2 separate regions of the Homo sapiens genome follow, and region 2 is linked to region 1. The links are chromatin loops, found by intact Hi-C in ENCODE. Cell type or tissue: IMR-90. All regions are shown on one strand. Each heading gives the region's core, and the rest is flanking DNA. Links, peaks and the distances in the headings are about the cores only. Region 1 overlaps CDC42BPA (CDC42 binding protein kinase alpha). Region 2 overlaps CDC42BPA (CDC42 binding protein kinase alpha).

The links. A loop is a pair of places that touch in the nucleus more often than their neighbours do. Peaks named below come from ENCODE experiments on the same cell type or tissue, not always from the same donor. Only the 100,000 strongest peaks of a DNase experiment are listed, where the experiment ranks them.
Region 2: a loop joins it to region 1, with 2.0 times the contacts of the local background. A loop is called at or near these places in 1 of 110 quality-filtered maps.

Annotation. Positions count from the first base shown.
Region 1 is chr1:227,183,920-227,200,800 of GRCh38, reverse strand. It overlaps CDC42BPA (CDC42 binding protein kinase alpha), which reads left to right. Exons shown (of 37, transcript NM_001394014.1): 4 at 1,149-1,244; 5 at 6,867-7,015. Among named protein-coding and RNA genes, the nearest start is that of CDC42BPA, 130 kb to the left of the region's middle. In IMR-90, for the core only: no CTCF peak of the experiment used is centred there; a DNase peak (open chromatin) is centred at 8,420.
Region 2 is chr1:227,248,022-227,261,480 of GRCh38, reverse strand. It overlaps CDC42BPA (CDC42 binding protein kinase alpha), which reads left to right. Exons shown (of 37, transcript NM_001394014.1): 2 at 7,326-7,417. Among named protein-coding and RNA genes, the nearest start is that of CDC42BPA, 64 kb to the left of the region's middle. In IMR-90, for the core only: no CTCF peak of the experiment used is centred there; no DNase peak of the experiment used is centred there.

The sequences.
Region 1 (16,881 bases), core at 6,414-10,413:
TAGTAATTGGTATAGCACTCAGGAAAGACAATTGGCTAAATGGTGGAGTTGAAATTTTCATTTAGCATTTCTACTTCTAAGTGTATACAGTGGAGAAACTCTTGCACATTTGTACAAATATGTTTATTCCAACATTGTATAATAATAATACAAAACTGGAAATAACCTGTGTTTCCACGGTTGGGGGTTGCATAAATAAATTATAGTGCATTCAAACAATGGTACGCCATAGCAGTTAAAAGAAGAACAGTCATTCTTGAGAAAAAAAAAAAATCAAATTGCAAAAGGATAAAATTATACCATTCACATAGATTTTTTTTGTTTTTGTTTTCTTTCTTTCTTTCGTTTTTTTTTTGTTTGTTTGTTTTTTAAGGCAAGGTCTCACTCTGTCACCCAGGTTGGAGTGCAGTGGTGCGATCTTGGCCCACTGCAACCTGTGCCTCCTGGGTTCAAGCAATTCTCCCGTCTTAGCCTCCTGAGTGGCTGGGATTACAGGTGTATGCCACCACACCCTGTTAATTTTTGTATTTTTGTTAGAGACAGGTTTTCACCATGTTGCCCAGGCTGGTCTTGAACTCCTGTGCTCAAGCAATCTGCCCACCTCGGCATCACAGAGTACTGGGATTATAGGCGTGAGCCACTGCGCCCGGCCCATGAAAATTTTCAAAACACAAATCTGTTGTTTGTAGACATATACATGTGTGATCAAGTCATATAATTGGACTATCCACTGACTTCAGATTATTACAGCAGGGGAGAAAGGGAAGAGAATGGGTTCACAGTTTGGAGTAGGAAGGATACAATTTACATCTTATTTCTTTAAAAAGATCAGAAGTAAATATGGCAAAATGTAGACATTTATATTATCTGGATGGTGGGTTGGTCCATGGTTCTTAAATTATTCTGTGCATTTTTCTCATTGTTTTGAACTATAAAAGTATTATTTAATATAAAATATATTTTTAAAAGGTACTATTCCAGTAGCCCAGTTTCTGAGGGTGGTTTGAAACTTGTGTTATTGAAATGTCTTATAATATCAGGTGTATTCCTTTTCCAGAACAGAAATAATATAATAAACATAGTAATTCTTTGTATATTTCCTAGTTTTACATAAAGTATGCTCTAAAAATTTTCTTTTTGTGTTTCAGACAGCATGTTTTCGTGAAGAAAGGGATGTATTAGTGAATGGAGACAATAAATGGATTACAACCTTGCACTATGCTTTCCAGGATGACAATAACTTAGTAAGAATCATTTTTGTATTTCTATATACTGTTTTTTTGTTGGAAGAATTAGCATTATTTTTATTTAAGCATTGTTTAAATGTAGGTTTCATATAGAAAATTAAGTGCATTTCATACAGGGTAAGTTGTTCACTTGATATGTGGTGTTTTTTTTTCTCCCTGGAAATTTGATACCTTTTCATTGGAATTCTTTATGCTTTTTAATAAGCAAGTCAAAACTAAATCCAAACATTTAATTTCCATTGGTTAAGTTCTATAGACGGTCTTCAGGAGTTTTTCATGATACCTTTAACACCAGTACCATTCCTCTTCCCTTGTTCCTGTTGAAGTCCAGCTAGTACTTTAAAATTGTGCTCAAATTCATCTTAAAATAATCATTTCCAGAATTTTCCACTGAAATTAATCTTTCTCATCTCATTCTAACTTTACATTTTTAAATTATTTTTATTACATAACTAACACATGTATCTCTGATTTTTTTTGATACAACTTTAAGAAACATTTAAATAGGCCGGATGCGGTGGCTCACGCCTGTAATCCCAGCACTTTGGGAGGCCAAGGCGGGAGGATCATGAGGTTAGGAGATTGAGACCATCCTAGCTAACACGGTGAAACCCCGTCTCTACTAAAAATACAAAAAAATTAGCCGGGCGTGGTGGTGGGCACCTGTAGTCCCAGCTACTCGGGAGGCTGAGGCAGGAGAATAGCCTGAACCTGGGAGGCAGAGCTTGCAGTGATAATGCCACTGCACTCCAGCCTGGGTGACAGAGCAAGACTCGGTCTCAAAAAAAAAAAAACACATTTAAATATGTTACATGGACTGTACCATCTTTACCTAAAATAAAATTAAAGGTTTTTCCAACCCCACTGGAAACAAGGAAAAAAAATAAAGGTTTATGCAACTCTATAATGCTCATGGGGTTTATCTGATTTCAGGCCAGATCTAGGTGTTCAAACAGTGTCATTACTAGTCTTTTATATCCCTTACATGCTTATAGAGTATAATAATGTTTTTTTAAACTACAGATTGTGACCCATTAGTGGGTAATAAAATCAAGTTAGTTACAAGCAACATTTTTTTTCTTTCTTTCTTTCTTTCTTTTCTTTTTTTTTTTTTTGTTTGCTGGATCTTGCTCTGTTGCCCAATTAGAGCTAACTGCTGTATCTGATTCCTGGGCTCAAGCAGCCCTCCCACCTCAGCCTCTTGAGTAACTGGGACTACAGGTGTGTGCCACTGTGCCCCACTAACTTAATTTTTTTGTTGTTGTTGTTAAGATGGGGTCTCAGTTTGTTGCTCAGGCTCGTCTTGAACTCTTGGCTTCAAGTGATCCTCTCAGCTTGACCCCCTAAGGTGTGTGGATTACAGGCATGAGCCACCATGCCCAGCCATAAGGAACATTTTTAAAGATTAAATAGAATAGAAAATGACAGAGTTCATGACAAGTAAGTAGTAAGAGTGAATATGGTCTCATGACACATTTCTTTTATAATATACTGAATTATCATATAAGCCATATATATTATTGTGGGTTATAGTGAGAATTGTGTAAAAACCATAGCATAGAGTTTTTTGTATGTGCTAGATGCATAGTTGTTAAATTGAATAGAATGATGTTTTAACTGGATTTATTATACTTAATATACAAAATTTTAGGGATGAATGTATCATGCAAAGATAATCTGCATGGGTTTGTTAATAACATTTGTAAGAACAAATTAAAACACATCCCACATCTTTGCCTAGAAAAATTATAGCAATGTATCATGATAATTTTCAAAATGTTTTCAAATAATGAATAAAATCCACTATGACAGTGTATTCTGTAATAGATAAATTTAACACTGCAGATTTGTGCATTGCTTAAAAGTCTACATTTTGGTATAAATATAGAAATAATTATATAATTTTGTAGGTATATTAATAGAAATAAAGTACCCAAATACCAAATTTTATATAGCAAAAAAAGCCTGAACTGTGATTTATCTCTCTCCTCTTGTTTAGTTTTATTTGCATTCTTCGTATTTGACATTAGGATTAACATTTCTTTTTCAAAGACATTTTTCAGGGAAAAATAGTCTGTATATACCCCTCAATAATTACTAAAATAGAATTAAAGACGTAACTGGAGGAGGAATGAAACACTCTAGTAGTCAAATCTCCTGTAACTTGCCAGTGTTTCTTTAGGGGAGCCTTCATCATATATTCATTCATCTCAAGAGTCAGAGGTCTTGGTTATCATCAAAGGTTGCCTTTTGAACATTTATACAATATTAGCAAAAATCATTAAAAAATGTCGACAAAGCTAATTTTAGATACCAAAAAAGGAAATTTTATTATATATAATTGTTTTTCAAAGTAACTTTTAACCCTGATAGCTTTTAAATTGCCAAGTAAAGAACATAATTTATAATGCTATATGGTTCTAGAAAGCTGTGGCAAATAACTTTCATTTCTAACCTACTTACTACAATAGTTTATGAAAAAATTTGCAATTATAGCAAGTAGACTTTTTGTGTGTTTCAGAAAAAGGCACATAATTTAATGAATGGTAGATATTATTATGTGATTAGATCTTTTTTTCTTTAAGAAAAGCTCATTAAATACAAAGCTGCTTAGTTATATCAACATTGACACATAAAATTTTTATCACTTACATAACACTAGAATATAATGAACCAGTGAAATTTGTTCGTTCTGTACTTTCTTATTAATTGTTTCCTGATTAGTTACTTTATGGTTGAGGAAAAAAAGGAAAATATCTTGCACTGACATATGTAACTTGTTTAAAAGGTGAAAGATACTTGAATTTTAAATTAATTGTAGTAACTCATATGAACTCTAAATTCTTTATAGGAATCCAATTTGTGAAGACAGAAATTATTAGAAAAGTAATTTTTTTAAGAAAAGTATTGTTTAGGGCCGGGCACGGTGGCTCATGCCTGTAATCCCAGCACTTTGGGAGGCCAAGGCGGGCGGATCATGAGGTCAGGAGATCGAGACCATCCTGGCTAACACGGTGAAACCCGGTCTCTACTAAAAATACAAAAAATTAGCCGGGTGTGGTGGTGGGCGCCTGTAGTCCCAGGTACTGGGGAGGCTGAGGCAGGAGGATGGCCTGAACCCTGGAGGCGGAGCTTGCAGTGAGCTGAGGTCACGCCACTGCACTCCAGCCTGGGCAACAGAGGGAGACTCTGTCTCAAAAAAAAAAAAAAAAAAAGTATTGTTTAATAGTAAAAAGAAAGCAAGGAGGATTAACTATAAGGTGAGGCTCTAAAGATTGACTGTTAATCTCTTTGTTATGGCAGCATGAGAATTAAAAGAGTTTCCTGATATTCCTACGAAGACTTCTAGAATTATATCTGTTCCTTGAAATGCTCATTTTGGGACACATAACTCATTTATTGCATGTTTTCAGATGTTTTAGCATTGTTTCATTGGACTGGAGCTCTTTTAAAAAAAAAATCCCCAAAGCTGCCATGGTCTTTTTAGTAATTTAACCAGTGATTCCTCAAATCAATGATTGTTGCTTTGGCTTTCATTTCCCTAGTGACTATTGAGGTTCAGCATGTATTAATTGGCTGATTGTGTTCCCTCTTATGTGAATTATCTGTTAATATTCTTAGCCTAGTTTTGTTGGATTGTTTGTCCCTCTCTTAACAATTGGAAGGGGCTCTTTATTTTAGGATTATATCCTTGACCTATTATGAATATTACCTCTCAGTCTATGTTTTTTAAAAACTTGTATAAATATACCTTAGCTACATTGGGTAATATTTTAAAAGTAGTTTGTGATTAGGAGTACCAAATATTCAATTTTACTATAAAATTAACCAATCAGAACAATATGATATAATAATATAGGAATAGGTAACCATAGCAGAATAGATTAGGAACAGATATAAGTATATTTGGGATCTTAAAATATGACGAAGGGACATTTCATTTGAATTGAGGAGAAAGAATGGATTATTTAACTGTTACTTTAGACTTTTAGTCTTATAGACTCTGTCTATAAGAAAATAGTCTTCACACTTTAATCAAAAGTAAATTGTCAGGATAGGGTCAGTTCAACGTTAGGGTACCCCGACGTGGTGGCTCACGCCTGTAATCCCAGCACTTTGGGACGTCCAGGTCAGGAGATCAAGACCATCCTGGGCAACGTGGTGAAACCCCGTCTCTACTAAAAATACAAAAATTAGCTGGGTGTGGTGGTGCGTGCCTGTAATCCCAGCTACTTGGGAAGCTGAGGCATGAGAATCACTTGAACCCAGGAGGCAGGGGTTGCAGTGAACCAAGATTGCGCCACTGCACTCCAGCCTGGCGACAGAGCAAGACTCTGTCTCAAAACAAACAAACAAACAAAAACGTTGGGCCTAGTAAATACAGCAAGTAGGCCAAAGACACAGGATTTTAAATATATTCTGCTTCCCTAATTTTCAAGGCTTTAAATATGCGAAATTAGTTTCTTTGGTTTAACACACATTTCCTATGTTTGTAATTTTAACATATAGTAATAAAAGGAATTTGAATTTTTTCAAGACTCTTTAAATCTTAATGTCAACTCAGTAATATCCCTGAAACAATATCTTCATTCTGTAATAAAACCTTAATTTCAAGGCATTCATGTGTCTTGTACTCACTAGCCTTCATGCTAAGTGCTACATTATCATTATTGTAGTTAGGTAGATGAGAAAATGAAATGTCACAGAGATTAATTTTTCAACATCCACTTACAACATGGAGTCAGTATTTGAATACAGGTTTCTCTGACTACAAAACCCATTTTTCCACTATGTCTAGTTTTCTCCCTCACTTAAAAATAATATATAATGTACACACAAATACACATGTATATGTAATACATGCTTATAAAGCAATGTAGAACATAAAGTTATAACATCAGCTGTAATCTAACAACCTACAGAATCTCAGTGAACAGTTTGATGTACTCTTCTCATCGTTTCTTTACACCACATACATACCCATAAGGATCCATATCTAAAATTAGTTGGCTTCTGTTTATTATATACACCTGAGAAAAGCCCATTCTGATATTTTTACAGTATTAGAAATGGGAAGAGACACATATGGTGATAATTACTATATTCTACGTAGTAGTGGTTTCTAAATGCTGATCTATAGGCTGATGCTGGTTCTAATAAAGTTCTTACTGATCCAAGGTGAAATAAGGAAAACATAATGATAATATGAATTTCTTTCAATGTAGGGACTATCCTGTATTCCAAGTTTTTTCTTTCATTGTTTTTTTGGGGGAGGGGGTGGATTCAAATGTTCATTCTTCTAAAATCTTGGAAAGCTGTGTTCCATTGTTGTAGGTGAAGATGATAATAATGATGATATTAGCTCTTTGCAAAATACAACAATGGTAACCCTGTGTTGTTCTCTGCCCCAGTCTTTAAAAATTTTGTTTTACTGCTGTATGAAATTTAGAAGTTTTGTAATGACTGCTGATCATCATCTTACACAGTTTCTTGTTAATTAGCAGCATATGTAATTAACTGCATAAATATTTGACCCAGTCCTGTTGACCTTGGGATACAGTATATTGATTTTTCACCCTTATTAGTTTACTGAGTACATTTTATTTTTTTCATTCACAGTACCTGGTTATGGATTATTATGTTGGTGGGGATTTGCTTACTCTACTCAGCAAATTTGAAGATAGATTGCCTGAAGATATGGCTAGATTTTACTTGGCTGAGATGGTGATAGCAATTGACTCAGTTCATCAGCTACATTATGTACACAGGTAAAACAGTCCTTCATTGTACCTGGCTGTGAGTTACCATGTAATATCTAGCAACAGAGGCCTATTTCTTGCCAGATTTATTAATTATGGTCTTGGATACATTTATCGTCAACCAAAAAAAATTATTTTGAGATGATTTTGGTTGTTTTGCTTTGTTGTTGTTATTATTTGTCAGCATTACAGAACCGATGTGCCTGCTTATACATACATGTACATGTATAGTATCTAAAAGTTGTCACTCCTAGAATAATAGACATTGGAGACTAGGAAAGGTGGGAGGAGGTGAGGGATGAGAAATTACCTATGGGTACAGGGTACACTATTCAAGTGATGGGTACACTATATTGCATAACTCACAACCACACAATATGTCCATGTAACAAAGCTGCACTTGTACCCCCTAAATCTATGAAAAAAAAAGTTCTCGGCCGGTCACGGTTGCTCACGCTTGTAATCCCAGCACTTTGGGAGGTCAAGGCGGGCAGATTACGAGGTCAGGAGATCGAGACCACGGTGAAACTCCGTCTCTACTAAAAATACAAAAAAAAATTAGCCGGGCGTGGTGGCGGGCACCTGTAGTCCCAGCTACTCGGAGAGGCTGAGGCAGGAGAATGGCGTGAACCCGGGAGGCGGAGCTTGCAGTGAGCCGAGATCCCGCCACTGCACTCCAGCCTGGGTGACAGAGCGAGACTCTGTCTCCAAAAAAAAAAAAAAAAAAAAAAGTTCTCACTTCCAGTCAGCATTTCTAGAAATCACTTCTTAAAAAACCACTCTTGTTTAAATGTACATATGAATTCCATCTCAAAAGGAGTATGCATTGGTCAGTTTCCTTATAGTTGAGTCTTACATATTTAAATTAGCTGGAATTCTAGACCATAAGTCATAGGTTCATTTGCTAAATAAGTCCTGTATTATATATTTTATGTTTCTCAAGAAAATACTTTCAAGGATTGTATGTGTCAAAAGAGATTTTTTTTGTATGAAAGTGATAATTTTGATGTTCATGGAGTAATTATAAACTATTAATACTTTATATTTAAAAATTTTAAAAATACCAGCATGAATTTGGAAGGACACACAAAAAATAAGAAATAAATTAAGGATATATTGGATGATTTAAAAGGTACCCTCACATTTTAAGAGGAAAGTAGGAAACAGCAGAACGTTGTTGGTGAATTAATCATTCAAATGAGAGTATCTTTGGATGGTGCAAAATGTGAGAAAGAGAAAGATGCTGAGGAGAAGTACGTAAAGGGATACTGCCAAGTTAGAAATAAACTAAACCATTTTCTAAGAGTGATTTTCAAACTTTGGCATGCATCTGAATCCTATGGAGGAAGGGTGGTTGAAACCCAGATTGTTGAGTCAGCTGCAGAAGTGCTGATTCAGTGGGTTGGGTCGGGCTGGGGAATTGCCATCTCTAACAAGTTGCCAGGTGGTGATGCTGCTGCTGGTGTAGTGACCACACTCAGAACTATGCTCTAAGACAGCAGTGACTGTTTCTTTTAAGTTTTGGGTGGTGAGAGTGATCTCTGAGAAGAACATGAATGTGGCAAGGAGTAGAATGTTTCTGTTTCAGTGTTTGCTTTTTAAGATGTGGGTGTCTTAATTGCTGTTTCATTTAATTAGTATTGAAGTTCTAAGACATTATTAAAGGAAGACTACTTTAATTAAACAATTTGTATTTTATCAGATCTCTGTTTGGCTTTTGCCTATTCGTGTGCTTTTCTCTGTGGGTATCTGATTGTCACAGTTTTTATTGAAAATAAAGATATGGAAATGCTTTGAAAATTGTACAATGCAGTTTTTTTTTTTTAATTTAAATTTTTGTAGAGATGGGGGTCTCACTGTGTTGCTCAGGCTGGTCTTGAACTCCTGGACTCAAGTGATCCTGCCACCTCAGCCTCCCAAAGTGTTGGGATTACAGGCATAGCTACCACTTCTTGCCACAGTGCAGCCTTAAAGATGGTATTGTGGTCTCAAGAGTCAGTTATAGAATGAGAAACGAAAGTGCTATTTTGTGGCTTAAACAGTAATCCAAAATCCTAGCTGAGGACTATCATTTAAAAATACTTACAGAAAATACTATTTCGTTGAATATTTGAAGAATGTTACTAAACATAGAGTCTTAGGCTTGTGGAATTGAGAGATTTCACCCAGTTTATATGTAATTCTTGAGAAGGAATAACTGCTTCTGAAAATTATATGCCTAGATTGGTGAAAGTAAATATGAGGTATTTGTAGTATCTTTCATTCTGCCAGGCTTGTTAGAGATACTGTTATGTGGACTGAAAACCATTTCAACCTTGAGCTCTGCTTAAGTACATCTAATTTTACAAGGTACTTTTAAATGAATCGTATTTATTCCATTGTTGGGCAGCTCTAATATTATAAAATTTTATTTTATATTAAGCTGAATTTCTTCTCTTCTCTTTTTTTTGAGACAGAGTTTTGCTCTTGTTGCCCAAGCTGGAGTGCCGTGGTGCGATCTTGGCTCACTGCAGCCTCCGCCTCCTGGGTTCAAGCGATTCTTCTGCCTCAGCCTCCTGAGTAGCTGGGATTACAGTCATGCGCCATGAAGCCTGGCTAATTTTTTGTGCTTTTAGTAGAGGTGGGTTTTCTCCATGTTGGTCGGGTTGGTCTCGAACTCCCTACCTCAGGTGATCTTCCCGCCTCAGCCTCTGAAAGTGCTGGGATTACAGGCATGAGCCACCGTGCCCGGCCTTGAATTTCTTTTTATTTTAGTCATTGGTTCTAGTTTTGCTTTTAGAGTCACATATAATTTATTTCTCTTCTAGTTATCATGCTTTCTGAAGTCTTCTTTAGGTTAAACATCTAAACATCTCTAGTTTCTCTGTTATAACAATTTGTATACACTTCCTACCTTCCTTGTCTTAACCCCCCACCACACACTCTGCCCATTCCTACACCTCTTCTCCCTCCCTCCTTTTCTCTACTTTTACCTTTCTGTGGATGCTCCATTGTGTTAATGTGCTCCTTAAAATGTTATTCTCATTTTCTGGATAGACTATTTTCAGCAAATGCTTTACTGAGGAAATATTTTTTGAGTCCTCTTTTATAAGTAACATTGTGCTAAACTATGTGGAATTGTAAGTAAGTGGGTATAGCATATAGTTGTGGCTTTTGAAAAGGTTTCAGTTGTTTGGAGGCACAAAACCTAAGATAGAAATAAAACTTAAAATACCACAAGTTAAATAATCATTTAAGGCCAAAGTATAAGAGATGATGGAGTGAGTCCAGACTGTGGATTGCTAAATGAGTTATACAAGCAAATTACAGTGAGCTCAAGAAATGAGTAATAAGTTTATTTCTAATGATCAGTTCTAATCCTTATTTAACTCTTTGTGCTATTCACTGTATTCTAACACAAATTCTGTGATTCAGATGTCATCTAAAATCGACGTTGCCCCATTTTATAGATGAGGAAACCCAGCTTCAGAGACATTAGTTAGTAAGTAGCATAGCCTAGATTAAAATCTAAGTCAGGCTTGTCTCCAGATTTATGTTCTTTGCACAACATCATGTTTTCCATAGAAGACTTTAATGGAGGGGCTTTGAAGGATGAGAAGACTCTGTAGGCAGATAGGAAGACATTCAAGATAGGTGAATGGTAGGAGAAAAGCACATAAGAAGGTAAATAGTAGTTTTGGAAAATACTTAATAGACTAGTTTGGCTAGAGAAAAGAGTTCATGTTGAGTTTAGTAGGAGATTAATTTGTAAAGAGATTTTGGTTCTTATCATGGAACTCTTGAATGTCACAGACTTTGTATCTTGGTAGCTAATAAACTACAATGAATTTCAGGCAATGAAATTTGAAGGTAAACTTCATGTCTTAGAGTTTTATGAAATTTATCAAATTTCCAAATGTGTTATAATTCATGAACTTAAAATATAGGGATGTGGAGAATACAACAAGGGACTAGTGAGACTGTTGTGTTTAAGGAAGGAGATACTCTCCTTTTTCTTGTGTTCTTTTTAAGGAAATATATTTCTAGACTTGTAAAAGTATGTTGTTTGTCTTCTATCAGCACAAAAACTCGCATATGAAAAAATTTGCACAAAGGTTTAACAAGAGCAATGGAAAATAGCAAATGGTACGAATAATTAAAGTAAAATATTTTCTAATAACATTGAGTAGCCAAAAAGCACTGGACTAGGAATCAGAAGATTTAATTCCATCACCTATCAGATTCCCCATGTGTTAAAGGAGGATAATAAATAATGTTTACTCTGCTTGTTTTGCCAGACTATTGGGAAGGTGAGATGAAATGTGTATATGAAAGTGTTTTGACAGTATAGACAATATGCCATTGCAATTAGGGAAACATCTTTTTGCATTATAAATTTGAGGCATTAAAATTATTATAAATAAGATAGTTTCATCCTTTGGTTCTATAATTCTAAATACATTTTTCTGTCTAGGTCTATTGAGAATATTTCTTACTCTTACTTAGTTTTCATTTCTGATTTTCCCTTCCTTTCTTTGGGCAGTATTTTTCATAAGCTTTTGTGTGTGCTAAATTTTATTTAAGAAATGCAGGGGTATAAGCATATATTTCTAAATTTGCTTGCATTTCCTAAGGAAAGTTTTACAACTGGGATACACCGGCAGTTGTAAAAATGGTTGCCTAAAGAGAGTAGGGTGGAGAGAAAGTGGGATGGACAGGGATAGGAATGAAAGCTCAATTTCTAAGTGAATACCCTTTTCATATATACTTTTTAAATCAGTAAACTTCCTTATTTAGAGCAGTTTTAGGATCTTAGAAAAATTGAGTGGAAAGTATAGAGTTCCCCTTATATCTACTCCCGCCCACCACACACACACACGCACAGCCTCCCCCACTATCAACATGCCTTACCAGAGTGTGGCACATTTGTTAACATCAATGACCCTTCATTATCACCTAAGTCCATAGTTTACATGTTTACATTCGTGTTCTCTGTTGGTGTTGTACGTTCTGTAGGCTTTGACAAATGCAGAACAACGTGTATCCGCCATAATAGTATTATGCGGAATAATTTCACTGCCCTAAAAATGCTCTGTGTTCCACCTCTTTATTCCTCCCTTCCCGCTAACCCCTGGACATGACTGATCTTTTTACTGTCTCATAGGTTTGCCTTTTCCAGAATATCATATAGTTGGAATCGTACAGTTTATAGACTTTTCAGATTGGCTTCTCTCGCTTAGCAATATTTAAGGTTTGATAGCTCATTTCTTTTTAGTGAGTAACATTCTATTGTCGGCATGTACCATAGTTTTCCATTTACCTACTTAAGGACATCTTGGTTGCTTCTAAGTTTTGGGAATTGTGAATGAAGCTGCATTTTATATGATTGCTTTTTTTTTTTCCCTCTCTCTCTTTTTAGCATTTCAATTATACTTCTATTTTTTAACTTTTCTTAATGGTTACCCTAGAGTTTGCAATATAAATTTACAACTAATCTCAGCCCACTTTGAAATGACATGGTACTGCTTCATAGGTAGTGAAGTACCTTGTAATAACAGAATAATCCTAATTCCTTGTTCTTGTCCCTTGTATCATTGCTGTCATTTATTTCATGCATAAGTAATAATTCATATTTGAGTACATTGTTGGCATTCTTTTGATCAAACTGTTATCTTTTAGACTAATTAAAAATAAAAGGTAAAAGTTTTTATTTTACCTTCACTTATTCATTCTCTGATGCTGTTCCTCTCTTTACATAGTTCTGTTTCTGATTTGTATCATTTTTCTTCTTTTTGAAGAACTTTTCAATTTTTCCTGAAATATAGTTTTCCTGGCAACAAATCCCCTCAGTTTTTGTTTGTCTGAGAATGTATTTCTCTTTCACTTTTGAAGGATAATTCTGCAGTATATGAAATCATAGGTTGGTGAGGCTTTTTTTTTCTTTTAAATATTTCACTTCACTCTCTTCTTACTTGCATGATTTTTAAGGAATCAGATATAATTCTTATCTTTGTTCCTCTATGCATAAGGTGTTTTTTTCCTCTGGCTTCTTTCAGGGTTTTTTTCTTTATTTTTTTATATTCTGTAGTTTGAAAATGGTGTGCCTAGGTATAGTTTTTTTTTTTTGGGGGGGGGGTGGGGGGTGCCATTTATCCTTCTTGATATTTTTTGAATTTCCTGGCTCTGTGGTTTGATGTAGGAAAATTTTGGGGAATTATCAGACATTATTGCTTCATTCCATTTCCTTCTGGTATTCCCATTACATGTAACTTATACCTTTTGTAGTAATCCCACAGTTCTTGGATATTCTGTTCTGTTTTTTTTTTTTTTTCCAGTCTTCTCTTTGCTTTTTTCATTTTGAAGTTTCTATTATATTCTCAAGCTCAGAGATTCTTTTCTAAGTGGTGTCTAGTCTACTAATGAGCTCATCAAAAATATTATTTATTTCTGTTAGTGTTTTTGATCTCTAGCATTTCTGATTCTTTCTTAGACTTTCCATCTTATTTATCTGTTCTTGAGTGTTGCCTACTTTAACCATAAAATCTTTAACATATTAATAATAGTTTTTAAAATTCCTGGTCTGATAATTGCAACATTGTTGCCATATCTGACTCTCATTCTGATGTCTGTCCAGTCTCTGTCCCGTTTTTAGTATGCCTTGTAATTTTTTGTTGAAAGACAGATATGATGTTGTTAACCTTAAATAACAAGATTAGAAAATAAGTATAGACTTTGAGCCCAAAGCTTGAGGATGGCCACCAGAGAGCATAGATTCTATTTGCCTTGAATATACATTCTGATTAGCAGTGTTACAAGTGGGTTTTTAAGGAAAAAAGAAAAGGCAGTTCCTAAGTTGTTACCAAGAATTTACATTAAAATATCAGAAGCTCTTGGTTAGCTATACATTCGTTCTTTGTATCACAAACTCCAGGAACGAGAAGACGATGGGTGAGACAGGTAGCCAGTAAAATGCCTTCAAACAATTGCCCCTGGGTTTGAGGGGCCAGTGACTGAAGTCCCATATTCATGTCTCTCTGGGCCTACTAAATTTTGCATGCCTCACATAGCTCAGACTGCTTTGAGCTCTTTTTCTTTTCTCAATGTATTGGGCAAAAGGAATTGCAGTAAGTGGGCCTTGAGTGATGTAGTGGCAAGGGGCGTGTGTGTGCATGTATGTGTTGGTAAGGGGCCATTCTGTGGTCCTATGATTAGGTCCCAATCTTTAGTGAGGCTTTGAGACTGCACAGTGAACACCAGGGCTTCTCAGCTTCTCAGTACCCCTGCCACCTCTGTACCTCCCTTCCTGCCTTCCTGCTTAGTTGGGACAGGATGGCTAGAAGGTGCCAGACTTGGGTATTGCCCCTCCTTCTGGTAGGTTAGTCTCTGATAATACCCCAGCAGGTTAGGCTCTGAAAAATTCCAAACAGATTAGGCTCTGTTAAAATAGTTTCTCCTGAGGGCAGGCCTTCTTAAGAAGAGAATACTCTGGCATATTTCAGAATGCAGCAGATATTCTCTTTTCTCCTCCCTCTGTTGGAAGCATGAGGGTATGTTTCTCTGGTATTCACTATGAGGACCTGGTTGAGCTCTTAGTGGTAAAACTCAAAAATAAATGTGCGGCCTCCCTATGACTGGGCTGCCTTTGGAGTTTTTAATCTTTCAGGCTTGTCCACACTGAACCTCCAGCAATTCTTCAGTCACAGTTTAGGTTTTCCTAACCAGGCACTGGTTCTCTGCAAGGTTTCTGCTGTGGGTTTTTAAACTGCCAAGTTGTGATTCTCCATAGCCACCTGTCTGTCCAATTTGGGGACAACAGTTTGCCCTGTGACCTTACTTCTCTTACATATCTAAGAAGAGTTGTTGATTTTTCAGTTTGTTCAGGTTTTTACTTTTTGTTAGGATGCTGTGGTGACTTCTGGACTCCTTACATACTGGAAGTGGAAGTCTCCCCATAATCTTTTAAAACTTAGATTTCAAAACAACATGTTTTATCATTGTGATACGGCTCTGATGAGTGGAGGAACACCAGATTCTTCCTCTTAAGTTGAATTAGAAAAAAAACGACATGGACACACGTGGAGTAGTTTTAAGGAGCAGGGAGTTTAATAGGCAAGAGAGAAGGGGGAGGAAAGAAAGAAAAAGCTCGCCTCTACAGAGACAGAGGGAGGGGGGCTCCAAAGCCAAGAGACAGAACCCCACTTTCAGGTAGTATCAACCAGCTATACTGGAAGGCTGGAGGAGGCAGTGTCTGATTTGCATAGAGCTCAGGGCATTGGTTTGACCAGGCATGTCATTCACGTAGCCGGCGAAAAAACTGGCCCTCCCACCCTCTCTTTTTAATATGCAAATGCGGGGCACCATGATGTTCCAAACACGTGGGGATATGTAGGGGCAGCCATACTGCCAGGCACATGTGGGGGCAAGGGCAAGAGGACAACGGTGGGAATCGCCATGTTAGGTGGACCCAGTTTCTAATGGCTAACATTTGCATATCAAAGGTTGCCAGCCCGGGTCTAAGACCCAAGGCTTTCATTCTAGATAAGAGCTGCGAAAAATCTTCCAAGGACCCCTTTTTTTCCTATGTGCCTAAAATAATTTCTTAATAACTCCTACCTCAATTGAGGGTACAGCAACCAAGAACTTTGTTTTTTTAAAAAAAAAAATTTCTTGTAAAGATGAAAAGATTTCCAAAGATGCTAATTAAAGTGTTAAATGACTAGCTGGAAAAATAACAGCTTGTTATTTTATTGAGAAACCTAAGAACGGTATGATGTTATAAAGATAAACACTCAAAGGGGCTATTACTATTATTTTCTACTGAGAATTACCCCAGTAGCCTTCTCCCTTTTGAAGGAGGCAGGGAAATGATGCAGTGGTATTGAGGAGTGAAGAAAAATGGTATTAGTAGAGCAGCTAATAATACTGGTGCATATTGTTTGGAGGAAGTAGAAATAATGAGTGGCTAGTAGATTTGAAATGCTTTAAGCATTAAAGATGTCAGTTCTTCCCAAATTGATCTACAGACTTAGTCTTTATTCTTTATTTTTTTTTCATGTTCTTTCATGAGGTGGCAAATCTATAGGTTTATTGCAGTCTCTCAAAATCCTAGCAAGATTCCTTTAGATAGAGACAAGCTTATTTTAAATTTTATATGGAAAGGCAATAGAACTGGAGTAGTTAAACAGATTTTGAAAAAGGAGAATAAAGTGGAAAGAATCACTCTACCAGATATTAAGCCATGCTATATTGCCACCTTAAGCAGGACCATGAGATAATTGCGATGTAATAAACACACAGATCATTGGACGACATTAGCAAGCCCAGATGTAGGCTAACAGAGGTATTTTCAACTGATTTTGAGAAAGGTGCAAAAGCAAAAATAATCTTGAACAAATGGTGCTCAAATAAGAGACCAAAAAAAAAACCCCAAATAACTTCCCCAAAGCTCTCATAAATACAAAAATTAATTCAAAATGGGTCATGGATTTAAATGTACAACATAAAACTATAAAACTGTTGGAAGAAAATATTGGAGAACATTTTCTGGATCTAGGGCTTGGTAAGGAGTTTTTAGATATGACAAAAAAAATCAATAAAAATGAATAAATGGGACTTCATTAAAATTAAAATTATGTGCTCAATGAAAGACCCTGGTAAGACTATAAAAAGACAAGCTACAAAGTGGGAGAAAATAGTTGTCAACATACCTTACAAAGGTTTTATATCTAGACTATATAAAGAACTCTCAAAATACAATTAAAAAGCCCAAGCAATCTAATTACAAAATAGGGAAAAGACAATAGACATTTCACCCAAGAGGAGATAGAGATGGCAAGTAAGCACATGAAAAGATGTTCAATATACTGATATTGAATTTTACGAAAATGCCAGTTAAA
Region 2 (13,459 bases), core at 2,172-6,171, 65 kb before region 1:
TTACTGTGTTGTCAAGCCCATATATGCACAAGGACTATTTTGAAACTTTGTTTAATAATAACTCAGGCTAGGTGCAGTGGCTCAGGCCTGTAACCCCAGCATTTTGGGAGGCCAAGGCAGGCAGATCACCTGAAGTCAGGAGTTCAAGACCAGCCTGGCCAACATGGTGAAACCCCGTCTCTACTAAAAATACAAAAATTAGCTGGGCATGGTGGCACGCACCTGTAATTACAGCTACTTAAGAGGCTGAGGCATGAGAATTGCTTGAATCCTGGAGGTGGAGGTTGCAGTGAGGTGAGATCACACCACTGCACTCCAGCCTGGGCAACAGAGCGAGACTCTGTCTCAAAAAAAAAGAAAAACTCAATTATTCTGTTAAAAAATTTTAATATGAAAGATACTGGTGCTTAAAGGTGAATAATACTGTTTTTAACCTTCATGTGTCTGTGATTGTAAAAAGTCTCAAATATACCACCTGTAACTTTGTTCTTTGTATATTTTAACTCATTAATGTATAGTCACAGTATTACAGAATTTAGACACAGAGCCTGGCATAATTGATAACAGTTTTAACATGGCTTTATTAACTACTCTTTTCTCATTCTTCCCTATTCTCTTCTAGTCTCCCTTTTGCATGGATTATTCTCTTTTCCTGCCCTACTGTTGGTTCCAGATTCTTATGTTATTCCATTGCAGATAAGGGAGAAGAAGAATGGTAGAATGGAAACCCACTGGAGAAATTCGAGACGAAAGAGAAGAAGGAAAATAATGGGTGAAGGGAAGGTTAAAATTTCTTGCTCCAGCACTCTCTGTTCTCTTCCAGGCCTTATCTTACTCCTTCAGACTCTGTCTTCATTTCTCATCTTTTCTTCTCACTTATGCCTCTGCCTTTCCACTCTCTCTTTCTATTGGACACTTTCTTTCTGACACCATGGTAGCTATCACTAGTGGCTTGCAATCTATGTTCCTACCACCTGGCCAGTAGTTGTAGGGAGGAAGGAGGTTGGATGGGAGAATTGAAGGAGACTCTGTTGTTGGATCTTGGGCTACACAGAGTAGGGAGAAAGATGTACCTTGCAAGGTATACCAGGCATTTTGTATTGGAACTTTGAGTTCTTTTTCTTCTAGAATTATTCATTTATCTGTTCATTAAACAGTAAACAATGAACCCCAGGCAGTGTTTTAGGAACTCACATAGAAACATACTTTGTTCTTTTCAGTTTCAGAGATCTTTTTTATTTAACTTAGAATTATTTCACTTTTGAATCTCTTAATTTCAGCATCTGTATTTATTTCAAACCTTTTGGGAATAAAGAGGCAACTTGTTATGTTGGAAAGGCTTTTGGAGCCTGATAGATCTGAGTTTTAATCCTGTCTTTGCCACTTACTAGGTATTTAATATTCAGGAATTTATATTATCTTTCTAAACCTTTTTTTTTTTTTTCTGTAAAATGGGAAGTTCTTAGTATGGTACTTGGCTTAGATGGCTCCCAATAAAATAATGCCTGCTAAGATTATTATTATCACACAGAAAGTTTGTCCTTAGTACCAAATCAATTTTTTTTGTTTTTGTTTTTGTTTTGCCAAGAAGTACTTTTAAAACTAGAGTACATTAAGACAATGATTAAAGGATTCTGTTTTGTTTATTTTTATATCACATTCTTGAAGTTTGGACAAGTTGTCATAATTTACATAAAACTATTACTTCTAAGCTATTACTTCTAAGTTGGTGTGTCCTTCTCTGAGCTAGCAGTGTCATAGTAGTACTGTGACTTACTAGTCAAGTTTAGGCCAGCAAGTCACATACTATGTTTAGGCCTTATAATATTAATGAGGGTTAATAATATGTACCTTATGGATTTTATGATAACTAAATTACGTATTAGTTTGGAAGCTAACCGTGTCTAGTTGTGAGCTAAAAACCAAGTATTTAGTGTAAGATTCAGGCTTGTTCGGGAAATACAAGGCGGGGATGCAATCAAATGTCAGGAATCGCCAGAACACCGGGAATAAGGAAGCTATCGGAACACTTCCTTTTCTCATTGTCTTTGCCTTTCTCTATGCATCTGCTTTGTTTTTCTCTTTCATTATGTGGAACTGATTTTCTCTTTTGCTTTTAGAGTCATAGTAGGATGTTTGCCTCAACACTTGCTGAGTTTGTATGTTAATTCTTGTAATCATCTGCAGAGACTGACTCTGAGTTAGGTTTGAAATTACTTGTCCCCCAGCTTAGGTCAGATTTCCATATTGGTTCAGTTAACACTGGCCAGTTAAATGGGGCCTCACAATATGCACTTGGCCCACCCCTGAGAACTGAGGGGGAGATTTTCAGAAAAAGGGAGGGAGGCGGCGTGGCAGATACCTCAGAAAGTGTGTGCCACAAGTGAAGTCATTTAAGTATACAGCACTGAAGAAAGTCAAGGTATTGTTATCATTAGATGATGTAGTACTTTGTGAAATATCACTAATAGCATCTATTCAGAATAGCATGTCATTTATCTACCAGCGCAACAGATCTGATTAGTCCCTTATATGCCCTTGATTTTTGTCAAGGGCAGTAGCGTAGTGATTATTATATCTTTTTCAATTGTTGTAATGAATATAAAGTCTTTTGCAATTTGTCTTTTATATTCAAAATTATTTTAATCATAGAGTGTGCTTGAAATGAACTTTTTGGTGGATATAATTTTTAAGAACATATCTTTGTATAAAAGCACTTTTGTTAAATATTGCTAATGAACTTTTTTCAGGAATAAGTTGAACGTATAATCAGTTTTTTTTCAAATGCAGCATAGAAATAAGAAATATTCAAGTAATTGATACATGATTCTTTTGGTTCTATCATTGAATTTCTGAACTCTCAGCTATAACTTGTTAAGGCATCTTTTAAATTATCCCAGACATTATGAATGGAGTGCTCAGTAATGATTTGTATAACCCTTAGCTTTGTTTTGATTCATTTTCTTTATACTACTTAGGGTATCATCATATGACAAGATAACTGTATACCCCTGTATAGACACTTAATATTGTTAATATTTATTGTTCTGTGTTCATATTTACCCCAAATTAGAATAGTCAATAGGTATAATTTACCTGAAGTGTCAGCTCTGCAGCACACTTTTTCTGAATTTCTGATTTAGTCTGGGTGGGGGAGCTAGGTTTCGGTTTAAGGATGCCTTTGTTTTGTGATTTTGTGATATAGTAGAAATCAAAACTGCTTTTAAGTATAGAAGACTGGTGTTACAATTATTTGGGGGGATAGTCAGGCTCCCATTTTCAGTTCTTTTTTTTTTTTTTTTTTCCCGGACAGGGTTTCACCCTGTTGCCCAGGCTGGAGTGTAGTGGCGCCCTCTAAGCTTACTGCAGCCTTCATCTCCTGGGCTAAAGTGGCCCTCCCACTTCAGTCTCCTGAGTAGCTGGGACTGCAGGCACAAGCCACCGTGTCTGGCCGATTTTTATATTTGTATTTTTGTAGAGACAGAGTTTTGCCACGTTGCCCACGCTGGTCTTGAACTCTTAGACTCAAGCAATCCGTCTGCTTTGGCCTCCCAAAGTATTGGGATACAGGCGTGAACCACCACACCCGGCCCCATTTTTAGTTCTAGTAGGTCTGTATGTATCTCCCACCTTGTCAAACTTGTGTGTAATTTTTTTTAAAAAAGGTTTCACCCACCTTGTCAAACTTGCGTGTGATTTTTAAAAAAGTTTTCTTCCTTTTTTTTTTGAGACAGAGTCTCACTCAATCGCCCAGGCTGGAGTGCAGTGGCATAATCTTGGCTCACTGCAACCTCCGCCTCCTGGGTTCTAGTGATTCTCCTGCCTCAGCCTCCCAAGTAGCTGGGATTACAGGCGCCCATTTACTACCATGCCCATTTAATTTTTGTATTTTTGGTAGAGACAGGGTTTCACCATGTTGACCAGGCTGGTCTTGAACTCCTGACCTCAGGTGATTCACCCGCCTTGGCTTCCTACAGTGCTGGGATTACAGGCCACTGTGCCCAGCATCTTCCTATTTTGTTTTAAAACAGCTTTACTGACATGATTGACATACCAAACAATTCACCTGTTTGAAGTATACAATTCAGTGGTTTTGATATCTTACTAATTTTTAAAAATTGTGGTAAAATACATATAACAAAATTTGCCATTTTGACCACTTTTACATGTACAATTCAGTGGCATTAAATTATATTTATAATATTATGTAACAACCATCACATAGCTGTCTCTAAAACTTTTTCATTATCCAAAGAGAAATTCTGTAACCATTAAGCCATAAGTTTTCATTCTCCTGTCCCCCAGCCCTTAGTAACCTTTAATCTACTTTCTGTCTCTATGAATTTGCCTATTCTAGATATTTCATTTAAGTGACATAATATATTTGCCTTTTAATGCCTGTCTTACTTTACTTAGCATGTTTTCAAGATTTATCCACATTATAGCACGTATCAGACCTTAACTTCATTTTAAAGCTGCTTAACATACTGGTGTGTGTGTGTGTGTGTGTGTGTGTGTGTGTGTGTGTGTGTCTGTATATATATATCACATTTTGTTTATCTGTTCATCTCTTGATGGACATTTGGATAATTTCCACCTTTTGGCTACTGCGAATAATGCTGTCATGAACATCATTGTACAGATATCTGTTTGAATCTCTTCTTTTGATTCTCTTGGGTACATAGGAATGGAATTGCTGGGATATGTTGGTAAATCTATGTTTAGCTTTTTGAGGAACTACCCAACTGTTTTACAAAGCAGCAGTAACATTTTATATCCCCTCTAGCAATGAATGAGGGTTCCAGTTTCTCCACATCCTCTTCATCACTTGTTATTTTCTGTTTTATTTAATTAATTTAAAAAATTCAGCTATTGTAGAGGTTGTGAAGTGGTATCTCATTGTGGTTTTGGTTTTCATTTCCTTAATGATTAGTGATGTTGAGTATCTTTTCATATGTGTTTTGGCCATTTTTATATATCTTCATATATATATTATTTTACTTTTAAGTTCTGGGATACATGTGCAGAACATGCAGGTTTGTTACATAGGTATACATGTGCCATGGTGGTTTGCTACACCTATCAACCTGTCATCTGTGTTTTAAGCCCCGCGTGCATTAGTTATTTATCTAATGCTTTCCCTCCTCTTGGCCCCCACCCCAACAGGCCCCAGTGTGTGATGTGCCCCTCCCTGTGTCCATGTATGTTCTCATTGTTCATCTCCCACTTATGAGTGAGAACATGTGGTATTTGGTTTTCTGTTCCTGTGTTAGTTTGTTGAGAATGATGGTTTCCAGCTTCATCCATGTCCCTGCAAAGGACATGAACTCATTCTTTTTTCATTTTTATTTATCTTCTTTGGAGAAATGTTTATTAAAACTTTTGCCCATTTTTGAATTGGGGTTTTTTGTTGTTGACTTGTAGGAGTTCTTTGTATATTCTGGTATTAATTCCTTAGTAGATACATGATTTGCAAATACTTTTCCCATTCTATGGGTTGTCTTTTCTCTCTCTCCATATGAATTTTAGGATGAGTTTTTCTATTTCTGTAATGCCATTGTAATTTTGATAGGGATTGCTTTGAATCTGTGGATTGCTTTGGGTAACATTGTCATATTAACAATATTAAGTCTTCTTCCAATCTAGAATACTGGATGTCTTTTCATTTATTTAAGTCTTCTTTAATTTTTATCAGCAATATTCTGTAGTTTCCAATGTACAAGTCTTTCACCTCATTGGTTAAATTTATCTTTAAGTACTTTATTCTTTTGGATGCTGTTGCAAATGGAATTTTATTATTATTAATTCTTTTATTACTGCTTTTTAAGAGACAGGATCTTGCTGTTTTGCCCAGGCAGGAGTGCAGTGGTATGATCATGACTCATTGCAGCCTCGAATACCTGGGCTCAAGTTATCCTCCTGCCTTAGCCTCCTGTGTAGCTAAGGACTACAGGCATATGCCACCACGTTCAGCTAATTTTTTTCTCTTTCTCTTCTCTGTTGTGTCAATTCCAGATAGAAATCCTCTCTCTCTTTCCTTTCCTTACAAAACACAAATACAGAAATCCCTAGTGGACTTGACTAAGCAGTGTGGAATACCCGTTTTCGAAGCTAGTTAGAGCTAAATGCATACTTTTAGATCAGAGCAAACTGTATGACCTATCTGTTTCACTCCCCTAATGCTCAAATATGTATCTTTGATCTTATCACACTCTGGCTCCATGGAAGGAAGAGAGAAGACAGCTACACCCATGTATTATGATCCTTTAATCATATCAGTTCCTTTTTGTGTTAGAATAAAGAGGGACCTGAGGAGAGGAAAGGAGACACGTTTAAACTTCTCTTAGAGGCAGCAGAATATGTAATTGCTCTAATCATTAAACATTTTTAATTTACCAGTTAAAATTATTAATAAGATTACATCTAAATTCCTTTAATGAAATTCAAAGCCTTTTCCATTTTCTAGCTCTTATTTCTTTGCATTTCTTCTCACAATTCTTTACCATGGATTATTTACCATTAACACCCCAAATTCACTTCCTCGCCTCTCTTCATTTGCTTATATTGTTCCCTCTTGCCTGGAATATCTACATTGTCAAACCCAGGCAAAGCAGCAAGATTCTATTTAGTCCTCAAGGTTCAATTTATCTGTTATCTCCTTTGTGTGAAGCATTAGTATCCACATAATTAGTGTTCTATTCTCACTAATTCTGAAGCACTTAAAACTTTATCACATTATTAAATTTTGTGTCTGCATATATGCATACTTGTCTTTCTTGAATGAAGACTAAGAGTTTCTTGAAGGAAAGTATCATATCATAATCAAATTTTTAAAAACTCCAGTCATTGCCACCATGCTTTGTATACTGTAGACGTTTGCTAACGCATTTTAAAGGAACAAATGAATGAGCGTGAAAGAAACATGAGTTTACTTGGTGGGAATTGCTGAAGAGCTCTCTGGTGCCATGAAATCTGCTTTTATTTTTTATATCTTTGTGTTAAAATATATATTTAATGCTGATAGAATGTTAAAACTGGTCTCATTTTTACATCCCCCTTGCTTTGCATTCTTTTATATGTTATTTGGAGTTTAAACATACATTTCTCACCAAAAATGTAATTCATATGTAAGAAATAAAAGAAAATATATTGTTTTCTTAGGGAAATTAAATCTGTTTATTCTCATATAGTTTGGGATTTTTAAATATTTTGACAATTCTTAAATCATAATTTGAATTTTTGTGTAACTAAGAAACACCATTATTTATATCTAATTTGCATCACATTTTATTAAGAAAATAATTGATATTGCTCTTTCATTTCAGCTAAACCATTTACTTCTAAAGTGAAACAAATGCGATTACATAGAGAAGACTTTGAAATATTAAAGGTGATTGGTCGAGGAGCTTTTGGGGAGGTAAGAGATTAAGATTTGATAGAAGGTCTGCTAATTATTTTGGAAGCTGTTGAACACAATTGTGAGAGAATTTAACAAGTATTGTTACTTGTTACTTGTTAAACAATATTTGTTAAGTTGTGATTGATGTGATTGATTGTGCTGTTGTGATTGATATAATAGCTCAGAAAATAAAGTGTTGAATGAAATATTTCTACTGGGAATTTTTTCTAAGATCATGTTTTCACATGTACTTCATATGTCAATGTAAATATGAGTGTGTTTCTAGACTCTTCTTTTGTTCTGTTGGTCTGTCTTATTCTAGTTTATAAGGAATCTTGATACCTGGTAGTGTATATACTCTGACTTCCTTTTTCTCCCCCTCTCCCATCTCTCCTCCCCTGATATTTTCATAGTATTTTATTTTATGTATGAATGTATGTATGTATGTATGTATGTATGTATGTATGTATGTATTTATTTATTTTTGAGATGGAGTTTCCCTCTGTTGCCCAGGCTGGAGCGCAGTGGCATGATCTTGGCTCACTACAACCTCCACCTCCCGGATTCAAGTGATTCTCCTGCTTCAGCCTCCCGAGTAGCTGGGATTACAGGCGTCCGCCATCAGGCCCAGCTAATTTTTGTATTTTTAGTCAAGTTGGGTTTTTGCCGTGTTGGTCAGGCGGGTCTCAAATTCCTGACCTCAAGTGATCTGCCCACCTTGTCCTCCTAAAGGATATTTTCATAGTATTTTAGAATCAGTTTTTCAATTTCGACTCACTTGTAAAGATACACATGCACGCGCACGCGCGCGCGCTCTCTCTCGCTCTCTCTCTCGCTCTCTTTCTCTCTCTCCCTCCTCTCTCTCTCCTCTCTCTTCTCTTGTCTCCTCTCTCTCTCTCTTTTTTCCAGGAATTTGGGTAAAGTTTGTATTGAAACTGGAGATCAGTTTGCAGACAATTGGCATTTTAACAATACTACTGAGTCACCTAATCCATAGACGTGGTATATTCTTCCATTTATTTAGGGCTTTATAAATTTATCTCAATACCGTTTTGTAGTGTTCATTCAGTATAGAAGACCTCCACATCTTTCAGCAGATTTATTCCTGGATATGTGATAGTCTTGATATTATTTTAATTAGAATTGTTTGTGAAATTTCATTTCTTAATTGTTTTCTTGGTAGTAGTTAGAAGTAGAATTTAATTTTATTGATCTTATACCTTGTTATACTTTTCAAATAGGAATTTTGTTGAATTTTATTAATACTTTATCTGCATCTTTTGGGACACTCATGGTTTTTCTCCTTTACTTTGTTAATGTGTTGAATTATGCTGTTATATTTTCAGATGTTAAACAATCTTTGCATTCCTAAAATAAGCCCAACTGACTTGTGATATGTTACCCCCTTTATATGTACCAACGGACTTCATGTGCTTTTTGTGTGTTGATAGGATCTTTGCACCTGTGTTCTTCAGATAAATTGGCCTGTAATTTTCCTACTTCGAATGTTCTGATCAGATTTTGGTATCTTGGTTATACTGGTCTTACAAGAAGAGGGAAATGTTCCCTCCTTTAGTATTCTCCAGAAGAGTTAGTGAAGATTGTTATTATTTTTTTCCTGATATGCTTACAAGATTTAACTGGTGAAGCCTCTGAGACCAGAGGTTGCTAGTGAAAAAGTTTTAAATAATGTTTAATTTCTTTAATGGAAATAAAATGACTTGTTCTGTGTATGTATTAGTTTTGCTAGGTTTATCCATTTCATCTAATTTTTAAAACTTGTTACTGTATTGATCATTTCTCTCTCTTTTTATTTTTCTTGCTAGGGGTTTATCAGTTTATTATCTTTTCCATGAATTAACTTTTGGCCTTTTGAATTTTGTTATTGTAGATTTGTTTTCTGGTTCTTTAATTTCTGCACTTTATAATATTTTCTTTGGTTTTATCTTGCTATTCTTTTTCTGATTTTTCAAAATAGCATTGATATCTAGCCCTTCTTTTCAAACCTGTGTTTAAGGCTATATGTTTTCCTCTAAGCATTTTTAGCTATAGCAGACATATTTTGGTATGTCATATATATGTATATATTTTTTGCTTAAAATACAGTGTGATTTTAAATTTTTGTTTTTGATCTATGAATTTAAAGTTCATTAAAAAAATTTCTAAACATTTAGAAAATTTTCTAGTTTTTCTTATTGAGTTATAATGTAATTTAAAAGTGGTTAGAACGCATACTCTATGTGATTAGAATCCTTTGAAATTTGCTCTGCAGTGTTCTGTAAATATCAGTTAGGTCAAGTTCAAAATCTTGTTTAAATCTTCCATATCCTTACTGTCATTTCCTGAGGGAGGATTTCTTTATTTCTTTCAGTTTTTGCTGATAACAAATGTACAGTTATTATATCTTCCTGGTGATTAACTCATTCGCTATTATGGAGTGTTCCCATGATCTCTATAGTGTTTTTTGATTTAAATTTTCCTTAATCTGATATTAGTGGAACTACTCCAGCTCTTTTTTATTAGTATTTTCATTAAATATCTTATTCTGTCCTTTTCGTTTTAGCTTTCTATAAGCATATGGTATGTTTACTGTTCAGTAGAATATAATTAGATTTTGTTTTTTAATCAGTTAACATGTAATGATGTTACTACTTGTTTTATATTTGTTTTGCTCATTTTGTGTTGTTTTTCTCTCATTTCTTGCTTCTTCTTCGATTAATGGAATATTTTAAATCATACCTCCCAATTTTATCTTCTTTTATGTGTTCCCCTGGCAATTACCACATGTATCCTTGGTAAATTTATATTTTGCCAATTCCCATTTACCCAATTTCTACCTTTTTTTTTTCATTGCTGTCATATATTTTAGTTCCATTTATATTTGAAACCCCAACATATATATTGTACCTATTTATTTAGGTTTACCCACATATTTGTATTTTCTCTGCTCTTCACATTCATGTACTTCCCTTTGGGATCATTTTCCTTTTGACTTAAAAATTCCCTTTAATAGTTCTTTTTAATATTTAGAGACAAAGTTTTGCTTTGTCTCTCTGGCTGCAGTGCAGTGGTGTGATCATAGCTCACTGCAGCCTTGAATTCCTGGGCCCAAGTGATCCTCCTGCCTCAGCATCCTGGGTAGCTAAGACTATAGCTGTGCACCAGCATGCTTGGCTAATTTGTAAATTTTCTTGTAGTGACGGGGTTTTCCTACGTTGCCTAGGCTGGTCTCAAACTCCAAGGCTCAAGGAGTCCTCCTGCCTCAGCCTCCCAAAGTGCTGGGATTACAGTTGTGAGGCACTGTGCCTGGCCCTCTTTAGTATTTCTTCAGTGTAAGTCTGCTGATAACAAATTATCTGATTTTATTTGTCTGAAAATATATTTTTTGAGGTCCTAAAATTAAAAAAAATTGAAGTATATTATGGTATACACACACACACATACACACACACACACACTTCAGTTTCAAAAAATATACACACATATAACTCGATGGATTTTTACATTTTTTTAGGGTACAAAACAAGCAATAGCATTTTATTGTTATGCCATTTGACCATAGCATTCTTTTTTTATTTTTTATTTTTTTATTTGAGATGGAGTTTTGCTCTTGTCGCCCAGGCTGGAGTGCAGTGGTGCAATCTTGGCTCACTGCAACCACTGCCACCCGGGTTCAAGTGATTCTCCTGCCTCAGCTTCCCGAGTAGCTGGGATTACAAGTGCCCACTACCATGCCTGGCTAGTTTTTGTATTTTTAGTAGACATGTGGTTTCACCATGTTGGTCAGGCTGGTCTCGAACTCCTGACCTCAGGTGATGCACCCATCTTGGCCTCCCAAAGTGCTGGGATTAACAGGTGTGAGCCACCATGCCTGGCCTTATTATTATTATTTTTTTTAATTTTTGTGGGTACATAGTAGGTTTATATATTTATGGAGTACGTGAGATATTTTGGTACAGGCATGCAATGCTTAATAATTGCATCATGGAAAATTGGATATCCACGTTATTTCAAAATGGACATTCAAGCATTTATCCTTTGTGTTACAGAAAATCCAGTTGTACTCTTAGTTATTTCAAAATGGACAACTAAATTATTATTGGTCCTTTGTGTTACAAAAAATCCAGTTGTACTCTTTTAGTTATTTCAGAATGGACAATTAAATTATTATTGACTACAGTCCCCCTCTTGTGCTACCAAATACTAGGTCTTCGTCATTCTGTTTTTTTTGTACTCATTAATCATCCCCATCTCCTTTTTCTCCACATCCTCACCAGCATTTGTTATTGCCTGCCTTATGGATAAAAGTCATTTTAACTGGGGTGAGATGATACCTCATTGTAGTTTTGATTTGCATTTCTCTGATGATCAGTGATGTTGACCACTTTTTTCATATGCCTGTTTGCCATTCGTATGTCTTTTTTATAGAAAGGTCTATTCAAATCTTTAGCCCATTTTAAAAATTGGATTATCAGATTGTTTCCTATAGAGTTGTTTGAATTCCTTGTATATTCTGGTTATTAATCCCTTGTCAGATGAGTAGTTTGCAAATATTTCCTCCCATTCTGTGGGTTGTCTCTTCACTGTGGTTTGATTCTGTCTCTTCACTGTGGGTTGATTGTTTCCTTTGCTGTGCAGAAGCTTTTTAATTTCGTGTCATCTTATTTGTCCATTTTTGCTTTGGTTGGCTGTGTTTTAAGAAATTTTTGTGCAGACCAGTGTCCTGGAGATTTTCACCAATGTTTTCTTTTAGTAGTTTTATACTTTGAGGTATTAGACTTAAATCTTTAATCCATTTTGATTTGTTTTTTATGTAAGGTGAGAGATAGGGATCAAATTTCCTTCTTCTGCATATGGTTATCCAGTTTTCCCAGCACCATTTATTGAAGAGACTGTCTTTTCCCTAACATTCTTGGCACCGTTGTTGAAAATTAGTTCCCTGTATGTATGTGGATTTCCTTCTGGGTTCTTTATTCTGTTTCATTAATCTATGTGTCTGTTTTTATGTCAGTACCATGCTAGTTTGGTTACTGTAGCTCTGTAGTATCATTTGAAGTCAGGTAATATGATTCTTCCAGTTTTGTTCTTTTTGCTTGGGATAGCTTTGGCTATTCTGGGTCTTTTGTAATTCCATATAAATTTTAGGATTATTTTTTCTATTTCTGTGAAAGAATGTCATTAATACTTTGACAGGGATTGCATTGAATCTGTAGATTGCTTTGGGCAATATGGATATTTTAACAGTATTGATTCTTCTAACCCATGTACATTGAATATTTTTTCAGTTTTTTGTGTCCTCTTCAGTTTCTTTCATCAGTGTTTCATCAGTATATTGATGTATGTGTGTGTGTGTGCATACCTCACATGTATGTTTATATACTTCAATTAAAAAATACACATAGATAACTTGATGAATTTTTACATTTTTTTGTAGGGGACAAATAAATAATAGCATTTTATTCTTATGCCATTTGACCATAGCATTTGTGTTCTGTAGTTTTCACTGTAGACATCTTTTACTTCTTTGGCTGATTTAAATCCTAGGTATTTAATTTTATTTGTGGCTATTGTAAATGGGATTACTTTTTTCATTTCTTTTTCAGATTGTTCACTGTTGGCATAGAGAAATGCTACTGATTTTTGTATGTTGATTTTGTATCCTGCAACTTTACTGAATTTGTTCATCAGTTTGAATAAGTTTTTTTGTGTGTGTGTGTGGAGTCTTTAGGTTTTCCAAAATATAAGACCATATCATCTTCAAACAAGGATAATTTGACTTTTTTCTTTCCAATTTGGACACCTTTCATTCTTTCTCTTGTTTAATTGCTCTAGCTAATACTTAAAGAACTATGCTGTACTTGAATATTGATATCTTTCTCTAGATTTGGAAAGTTCTTATTATCCCTTTAATAAACTTTCTACTCTTATTTTCTCTACCTTCTCTTTAAGGTCAATAACTCTTAGATTTACCCTTTGAGGTTGTTTCCTAGATCTTATACATGCTTCATTCTTTTTCATTCTTTTGTCACCTCTGTGTATTTTCAAATAGACCATTTTCAA